Linked DNA regions of Homo sapiens: regions 1 and 3 are each linked to region 2. A link is a contact called in ENCODE Hi-C or POLR2A ChIA-PET data. All regions are on one chromosome and are shown on one strand. Each heading gives the region's core, a stretch centred on a gene start or an enhancer-like site at or near the end of the contact. The rest is flanking DNA. Distances are from core to core; before and after follow the strand shown. Region 1 holds the start of POLE3 (DNA polymerase epsilon 3, accessory subunit). Region 2 holds the start of TXN (thioredoxin). Region 3 overlaps RGS3 (regulator of G protein signaling 3).

The links. Hi-C counts contacts between places; a loop is a spot of excess contacts on that map. ChIA-PET counts read pairs that join two places held with the same protein, here RNA polymerase II (POLR2A). Pooled maps may share reads with other maps.
Region 1: a pooled map shows a loop between it and region 2 (24-fold over the local background). The contact joins the promoter of POLE3 here to the promoter of TXN in region 2. A Hi-C loop is called at or near these places in 3 of 37 single-sample maps with no recorded cell type and 8 of 50 pooled maps. POLR2A ChIA-PET finds 5 or more read pairs at or near these places in 1 of 52 experiments (activated T-cell).
Region 3: a loop to region 2 is called in a map with no recorded cell type, with 8 times the contacts of the local background. The contact joins the enhancer-like site here to the promoter of TXN in region 2. A Hi-C loop is called at or near these places in 1 of 37 single-sample maps with no recorded cell type and 5 of 50 pooled maps. POLR2A ChIA-PET finds 5 or more read pairs at or near these places in 1 of 52 experiments (GM10248).

Annotation. Positions count from the first base shown.
Region 1 is chr9:113,409,402-113,412,103 of GRCh38, forward strand. It overlaps POLE3 (DNA polymerase epsilon 3, accessory subunit), which reads right to left and starts at 1,274. Exons shown (of 5, transcript NM_017443.5): 1 at 1,216-1,274; 2 at 827-1,007; 3 at 654-739; 4 at 209-327. The coding sequence starts at 892. C9orf43 (chromosome 9 open reading frame 43) reads left to right here and starts at 1,346. Exons shown (of 14, transcript NM_001278629.2): 1 at 1,346-1,600. RefSeq lists enhancers at 72-1,271, 174-1,073, 646-925, 1,166-1,355, 1,974-2,702.
Region 2 is chr9:110,255,102-110,257,801 of GRCh38, forward strand. It overlaps TXN (thioredoxin), which reads right to left and starts at 1,406. Exons shown (of 5, transcript NM_003329.4): 1 at 1,311-1,406. The coding sequence starts at 1,334. RefSeq lists enhancers at 598-927, 1,670-2,700, 1,798-1,997, 2,038-2,087 and silencers at 998-1,247, 1,418-1,657.
Region 3 is chr9:113,516,026-113,518,725 of GRCh38, forward strand. It overlaps RGS3 (regulator of G protein signaling 3), which reads left to right. Exons shown (of 23, transcript NM_001394167.1): 14 at 1,516-1,599. Among named protein-coding and RNA genes, the nearest start is that of RGS3, 54 kb to the left of the region's middle. RefSeq lists enhancers at 1,210-1,459, 1,620-1,749, 2,151-2,440. Within about 2 kb of position 1,251, at least 10 of the 41 ENCODE cell types and tissues checked have a DNase peak (open chromatin) inside an H3K27ac peak, as active enhancers do.

The sequences.
Region 1 (2,702 bases), core at 24-2,523, 3.2 Mb after region 2:
AAACAAAAACGGAGGCAGAGAAGGAAAAATAACTTGCTCAGCATTACAAAACAGATCTGAGGTGGTGCCCACCGAACTGGGTCGAGTCACATCAAGTGCTGGCTTACTGGACTTAAAGGGACCCGCGCTGAGAAGGCTCAGGGCCTGGTGAACAGGTCACACAGGATGACCATCTTCTATGTGGTTTAGAAGACAAGAGGCTCGTTACCTTCCAGAGCTTCTTTCAATGGGGTAACGAACCGCTGGAACTCCATCTCTTCCATGGCTGAGAGCACATCACTGGCATTCAGCGTCTTCCGCTTTCCTTTCATTGCAAAGTTGTTAGCACTGAGAGAAGAGAAAGGCTGTCAGACTCCCTCTTGTTTGTAAGGCGTGAGTGGGAAAAGGAGCACCCAGAGGTGGAACGGGAAAGCCTGCCTCTTACATGTATGGATTTTGGTGTGACAGGGATAAGTCCTTCCCTTCTCTGCACAAAAAAGCTAAAGCAAAGTGATTTTGTTGTGTTATTTTGCTTCAGAACTTGTAAAAACTGGCAGAGGACTGTGAACATGTCCCCACCGAGGGAGAACACAATCGTTGGGGTTTGTAGGCTCCCAGCCAGCAACTCCCAGCCAGGTATCCCCGCGCCTCCCTTATGCCTCTGTCCCGCTCACCAGGATGTGGCGTACAGCACGAAGACGCTGGCGGCGCGGGAGATGGCGCTCCGGGCCTCCTTGGAGATGTTGACACCGTCCGGGAGCTGCGAGGAGACCGGGGGTGAGCAAAGCTGCCGTTCCAGCACCTGCTTCCCTCCTGCCCGTTCGTCCGCCCCCCCCGAGCTGCTCACCGCCTCCTTGATGATCCTGGTGATCACGGCATTGGGCAGGTTTAGGTCCTCGGGCCTCTCCGCCATTGCCGCCGCTGGGGCTTAAACTCCCCTTCGCCTCCGCTTCAGGGAGCTACTGCGTCCGGACTTCCCGCGTCGCTACGGTCTGACCCTGCGAGGTTTCCGTTCCGCCCCACGTGGCCTACAGTGTCCCACAGTGCTCTGAGCGCCATAGCCTCCCTCCTCCCCCCACAGCCCCGCCTCCGCCTCAAATACCGGCGCATCCGGATTTTGAAGCCGCAGTGGTTTTGGCCCGCCAAGGCTTCCATCCAACCCTACCGCACCCCGCACGCCCCTCCCCAGGTCCATTTCTCTGCTTCTCGCCATCGCCGCGTCGGGAACCTTCTCACCAACTTATTTGGCTCAATGGAGCTTCCGTCCGTTTCCCATGGTGCCCTGCGCCGCTGCTGGGTGACGGCGCGGCCGGGCGCAGCGCGTGGGAGACGAAGGCGTGGCTGACTCGGCGGGGCGGATCCCTTTAGGACCCGAGGCAGGCTCTGGGCCCGCCGGGTCCGTTAATCTCACCGCGCCGCAAGGGGCCACGTTTTACCACTTGATTTAGCAACCCTAAGCGGTTTGGAATCTGCTTTGCTCTCACAGGACCTCAGCCCGTCGTGATCAGATTCTCCCACTTTCTTTTTTCTTTCCTGGAATGGAGTGGGCAGTCTTTTTCCATCTCTACCGAAGTTGATGTTCATTTTTAATCTTTTCGCCCCTCACGCTTTTGTAATAATGGTACTAAGACTGAGTGTTATTTAGATTTTATTGTTGTTGTTTGTGTTTAACGCGAACTATTTAGGCAGCCCAGGGATAATGCTGGCCATATAGAGATGCGCCTGATTAGGTCTCAGGAGTCAATTCGGACTGGGCAGGTAACGAAAGGGCGAGAAGCAGCCTTTTCACTGTATGAAGAATGCAACGTCACATTCGCTTTCAAAAACAAACCGTGTTAAAATTGTATTTATTTTTCAGTTAAATTGTTCATCATACATTTTTTCCAGTTAAAACCATTCTCAAGGTTTTGCAATGGCGTTTCTTTTTTTTTTTTTTTGAGACAGTCTCACTCTGTCGCCCAGGTTGGAGTGCAGTGGCGCCGATTTCGGCTCACTGCAAGCTCCGCCTCCCGGGTTCACGCCATTCTCCTACCTCAGCCTCCTTAGTAGCTGGGACTACAGACGCCCGCCACCACGCCCGGCTAATTTTTTTGTATTTTTAGTAGAGACAGGGTTTCACCGTGTTAGCCAAGATGGTCTCGATCTCCTGACCTCGTGATCCGCCCGCCTCGGTCTCCCAAAGTGCAGGGATTACAGGCGCCAGTCACCGCGCCCGGCGCAATGGTGTTTTAAGTTGTTTTTAAGTTATTTTTATATTAAGTTCGTAGAAATTCTCACTCCCACTGATTTTATTTATTTTTTAATTTTTAAAATTTCTTGACAGGGTCTCACTCCGTCCCCCAGGCTGGAGTGCAGCGGCACGGTCTCGGCTCACTGTAGCCTCGACCTCCCTGGCTCAGGTGGTCCTCCCACCTCAGCCCCAAATAGCTGGGGCTACAGGTGCGTTCCATCACACCCAGCTAATTTTTTGTATTTTTCGTAGAGACAGGGTTTCACCATGTTGCCCAGGCTGGTCTCGAACTCCAGGGCTCAAGTGATTCTCCCTCGGCCTTGCAAAGTGCTGAGATTACAGGCATGAGCCACGGCGCCCAGCCTCCCACTGAGAATTAATGCTGCTTTTTTTTCCCGTCAAGCATGCAGTCCCAAGTCGCCCTGTAGTTTTCCTGCTTTCGATAGAAGCCTGATTATAGAGAAATATTTTAAAACAAAAGAGCAAATGCTAT
Region 2 (2,700 bases), core at 156-2,655:
TCAAAGGAACAAAAGGATCGGGGACACATTGCAGACACACTTCTGTTTCCGAAGCCCACCCGGCACCAAACAGGTCAGGGCACCCGAGGCGGGCGAGGACCCGCCCTCCTCTGCTTCCCGCAGGTAGGGAGGGGTAATCGCAGGGTAGGCGCTGGCGAGGGGTCTTCTACCGTTCGAGCAGTATCAATTTCCTCCACTCACTTTTCTGACGCTGCATTTAACAAATATTTCTGGAGTGGCTACATTGGACTAGACACTGCGCGTTAGGCTCTGGGTTTCCCAGTCTACAAGGTTTTAGGCTTGCAATAACTTTCAAACATGGGAAGGCTGTTTCGCCTTGGGCATTTTTAAGAGGACAAAACAACGATCGGGATACCGATAGGTCGGCGAGCAGGCAGCAGGGCGCGGCTGCTCCCAGGAGGAACCCTGGCTCCAGCAAAACCCACCGACTGAGGGTGAATCATGGACGGGCAGGGCAGCCGAGGCCCCCGGGCCCAACCTTGGGGACTCAGTCATTCCAAAGCCACTGCTGCCGGAAACGCGCCCTGCGCCACAGGAGTCCCGTGGGCGCGGCCCGGACCTCACTTCCTCGCGGTCACCTGGGGCCCTCGGGCCTCCTGGACAGACCTGCACGTGCCAGGGGGTCTCCAGCCGCAATCCGCCCCCTTAGTGCGGATACAGCACGCGTCACCTTTGGGGTCGGGCATGGGTGGAGGCAGGCGGGGGTCTCCGGCCTAGACCCGCTCCCAAAGGGAGATCACTACCCCCGCTGCGGGTGGATCACTTCACATACGGAAAGGCAGCGGCGGCCACCGACCCGTGCCTTCTGCAAGGGCCCTCCCTATCCTTGCCTGGGGCCTGAATCTGGATACAGATGGGGGGCCAAGGGCGGACCCCTTCCATTCCCTCATCTTCCTCCAGTCGGGGCTGCCCGGACGGGAGGGTGCAGGAGGCGCAGCGTGGGGACTCCTCACGCTGTCTGCGCTCTCACATCCCCCGGACGCTCCCCGCGTGCGTGCAATCCCCCGAGGAACAGGGTGCGAGAAACGCTGGGCACCGCCACTCCGCCCTCCAGGGGACCCTCGTCCTTCTCCTCCCTTCCTCCAGGGCAGGCTCCACCGCCTCGGGCGCGCCCAGGCCGCTGCTTCCCGCAGTCCCAGGCCGAGACGCCGCGTCCCTTTCCCCTGGCGATGCGGAGGGGCGGCCTCCGCACCTCCCGCCACCGCCTTCCCCACCTCCCGCCACCGCCTTCCCCAGTTACAGAGGCCGCGCGCGGCGCCGGCACCCTGGCCTTCCCCGGTAGCGCGTACCTTGCTCTCGATCTGCTTCACCATCTTGGCTGCTGGAGTCTGACGAGCGGCTGTAAGGACCGATGGAAATGGATCCAAAGCACCAAACAGAGCTTCAAGACTCGCTGCTTGCTCTCTCCCTTTATAAACTGGCACGCCCGGCGTGCGTGTGGCGGGGGCGCGCGCGCCCGGCCGGACCTCCGCGCCCGTCGCTGCGCCCCGGCCACGCCCCGCCCCTGGAGCCTGCGAGCCGGGATCGGGGCGGGGCTGGCGCAAGCGTGGGGCGGAGCTCCAGGGCTTCGGCTCCTGTAACCCCAAGCCCAGCTCGCACTCCAGCTGGAAGTGGGGATCAGCACTGCGCGTGACGGTGGGAGGCGGGGAGACGGACAGTCACCCCCAGAGACACAAGGTCCCTCCCGGGTCACCTGGGGATGCGTCCGCCGGGCCTGAATCGAACACGCCCACGCTCGAGATGGGGACCGCCCAGGCAGGGCTGGATTCCTCGAAAAGGGCCGCCACGCCCCGGCCCCCCCAGCCACGTGAACCCCACAAAGTGCTGAGTAACGGTGACCGGGAAGTATCTCGGTGTGTACGTCCTTGCCTCCTCTCCGGAATTTACCGTGACCGTTCTCTTCTCTGTAACCTCCTTCTGTTCTTTCATTTTCACTGCTGAGCCCGCTGCTCCAGCTTGACACAGCGGTTTAGTGCGGTAGAAACGACCGGGGGACTGGTTGGGCTCTTGACCATCAGACAGCTGCGTGTGAGATGGAAGTGCCACTGGGTTGAGCTCTGCAACTTAGTTACGCAGTTGTGACCCTGGAAAGGTCCTGACCTCCTGAAGTCTCAGTGTTTCCTTCTGTAGAACGGGAATCATGATGGTCTCAATCTCACGGTGGTGGTATTTTGAGGGTTAATAGTGCTTGCAAAGGACGGTGCTTGGCACATAGTAAACACTCCATAGATAGTTCTTACTGTTCGGTGTCTTGCAGGGACTGATTGGGCCTGGCCACCTTATACAGCATTTACAATGGCACAGCACGCACACTTGTGTGAGATTCTTCTAACAGAGGCAGACTCCTGGAACAGAAGTCGGAGTTTGCATTGATCCAGGAATGCCTGTTGCAGGTTATGTCTGGCAGGGCTGGGGATTGTGGAAGGTGGGTATGTTAGCTGGCCTTGTGGAGCCAGGAGGGCCTGTCAGCGGCTGGAAGTGGAGGTTGAAAAGCTGCTCACAGGAACGAGAGCTAGAAGGCTGGGAGGGAGAGTCCCAGGTCTGTGTTTTCAGAGCTGAGCTGTTCCCGATGAAGCTGCAACTAGGTGTGATTGCCTAGGGGTGGTGATACTGCTGCCTGGCTGCCCCCTGAAATCCCTGGCTTCCTTCTTTCACTCTTTCAGACAGAGGAAGGGAGGA
Region 3 (2,700 bases), core at 1-2,500, 3.3 Mb after region 2:
TAAACATTTTAAAGGCTCTTTACACATATTGACAAATTGCTTTGCAGGAAGATTCTAATGGTTTATCGTCTTATCAGCAGCATAGACATGACTTGGCCCCACGGGCTTCATTTCTGCCTGTGCCTCTCTGGTCTCCCTGGCATCCCAGTCTGAGCCTGTCACTGTCCAGTAGGCACACTTTGTTAGGATGCAACACATCTCTGGGAGCTCACACGCCTCCCCTTAGACAGCTCTGTCAGCAGGGCCTGGCCTTAGCCTTTCTGTGGGTCTCTTCTCTTTCTTAGCATGTGACACAAAGTTCTTGGCATCTACAATGTCTAATTTTCTTTCTTTTTCTTTTTTTTTTTTTGAGATGGAGTTTCACTCTTTTTGCCCAGGCCGGAGTGCAAGGGTGCGATCTCGGCTCACTGCAACCTCCACCTCCCAGGTTCAAGCAATTCTCCTGCCTTAGCCTCCCAAGTAGCTGGGATTACAGGTGCCCACGACCATGCCTGGCTAGTTTTTTGTATTTTTAGTAGAGACGGGGTTTTACCATGTTGGCCAGGCTGGTCTCGAACTCCTGACCTCAGGTGATCCACCCGCCTCGGCCTTCCAAAGTGCTGGGATTACAGGCATGAGCCACCACATGCGGCCTGTGTCTAATTTTCATGTTCATTTTAATATTTGTATAAGAAACTACTTCTATTTAAGAGACAGTCTCTCGCTGTGTCCCCCAGGCTGGAGTGCAGTGGTATGATCACAGCTCACTGTAACCTCAAGCTCCTGGCCTCAAATGATCCTTCCACCTCAGCCTCCCAAGTAGCTGGGATTTCAGGTCCAGCTTGCTATTTGTTTCATGATCTTTCTTTAAGCACCTTGCTTGATGTCATGTACTTAGAAGCCATATTAGAAATATACAGTCATAAGGACAAGTCCTGCTGGGTAATCCAGAGCTTAGGGAGCTTCCTCTGGGCTGGGCTGGGCAAGGTGAGGGAGTAGGGTGAGAGGTTTGGGTGATAATTGACCCTTGGGGGATTGCCTGAGAAGGAGACAGTTCAAGTGTGCTATGAGTGCAGAGCAGGGACTGGCCTGGCTTTGAAGGGACTCAAGTGACCAAATCTCTTGGCATGTGGCTCTCAGGATGCCTCTTGGTCCTGTGAGGCATGAACAGGATAGATGGGGGATGGCGGGGGCTGGGAGGGCCCAGGAGCCCAGTGCAGTGGGGGGTGAGAGCTGGGGCTGAGGACTGCAGAGGGCCTAAGCCTGTGGTTAGACTTCCTGTCAATGAGTGTAGCTCTCACGGTGAGGGTTGATGGGGAAGGTGGCAGCAACAGTTCCACAGGACAGCAGCGTCTCTCTTTCTGTTTCCATCTTATGTATGAGGGGGTGTGTGGGTTCTCGGGTCGGTGGCGGGCTGACAGTCTTCTCTGGGTCAGAGGGTTCTCTGTGGCTGGCTTTGACAAGCTGCTGCTTCCTCCCCCCGGGTCCTCACCCAGCCTCTTTTTGAACTGCCCACTCAGCCTGCTTTATTTCCAGCCTCTAGATCTCTGTAATCCTGCCCGGACCCTCCTGCTGTCAGAGGAGCTGCTGCTGTATGAAGGGAGGAACAAGGCTGCCGAGGTAAGACTTTCACCTGCATTTTTTAGGGGGCTTTCTGGGTGGGCTTCATTGGCATTCTCCAGGCCCCTCACTTTGGTCTCTTCCTGAGTATCTTAGAATTGTACATTCTCAGGGTAGGGGAGACCTGAGAAGGACCCCGCCACTCTCCCTAGCAAAGGCTACCCAGCTTTTTCTTGTACATCTCCTTTCAAAAGCTGTCGAATCCTTCTTTGATGGTTAGAAAGTTTCCCCAGCCCCTAAAGACACCCCATTGTTTATCCCACCTTCCTCTCAGGAGCAGAAGAGATGGCAATTTACCCTGGCTGTGGGGAGTGACTTTGGTGGCAGGAAGAGTAAAGCTATTAGCCAAAGTGAATTTTTAGACCAGCATCAGTTTACCTGAGTTTTCTGGGCCTGTTTTAACCCAAATCCCATGTCCTCTTCTGAGAGACGAGTCTATGATTTCGCCTGGGTTGTAGCTCTGCCTGTGGGGTGCTGACATGGGACCTGTGTCACCCTTCCTGGGAGCTGGCCTGGGATGCTTTTCTCTAATTGGGAGAACTTCATTCATCTACACAACCCCAGAGCTGGTCAGTTCAGTCTCTGAGCTTAAACTACTTGGGTACAGAAGTTGGAGCCCTGGGCTCTGCCCTGGCTACCTGGGGCCATGGGGTGAGGGTAGCAGGCTCTTTGCAGATCAGGCCCCAATGTAGAGCTGCCTTGGCTGAGTCGAGTGGCAGCTTGGGGTAGTGGAAAGATCAGGAAACTTGGAGACAGGAAGTTTGTATCGAGACCCAGGTCTGCTGCTGGCTCACATGTGATTTCTTCCTTCTTCCTCAGTCTTTCCATCTGAGCAGTAGGTATGTGTGTATTTGAGGCAGTAAGGGCAGGGTCAGAGGTTGGTCTGTAAGGACGCTTTAAACCTCAGCCTTCTGGGACACTATGTGTGACTGTGGCTGAAGCAGGAGGTTGGTTTGTTTTTTAAGTAAGCAGACTGGACTGGAACTCATCTATTCCAAATGTACATTATCTTTTTCAAGGGAGTGCCCTGGGGGACTGCATGCTCCCTTCCACCGCTCGCTGTTGCCTACTGTATTTCTGGACCTCCTCTTTTCCGAACCT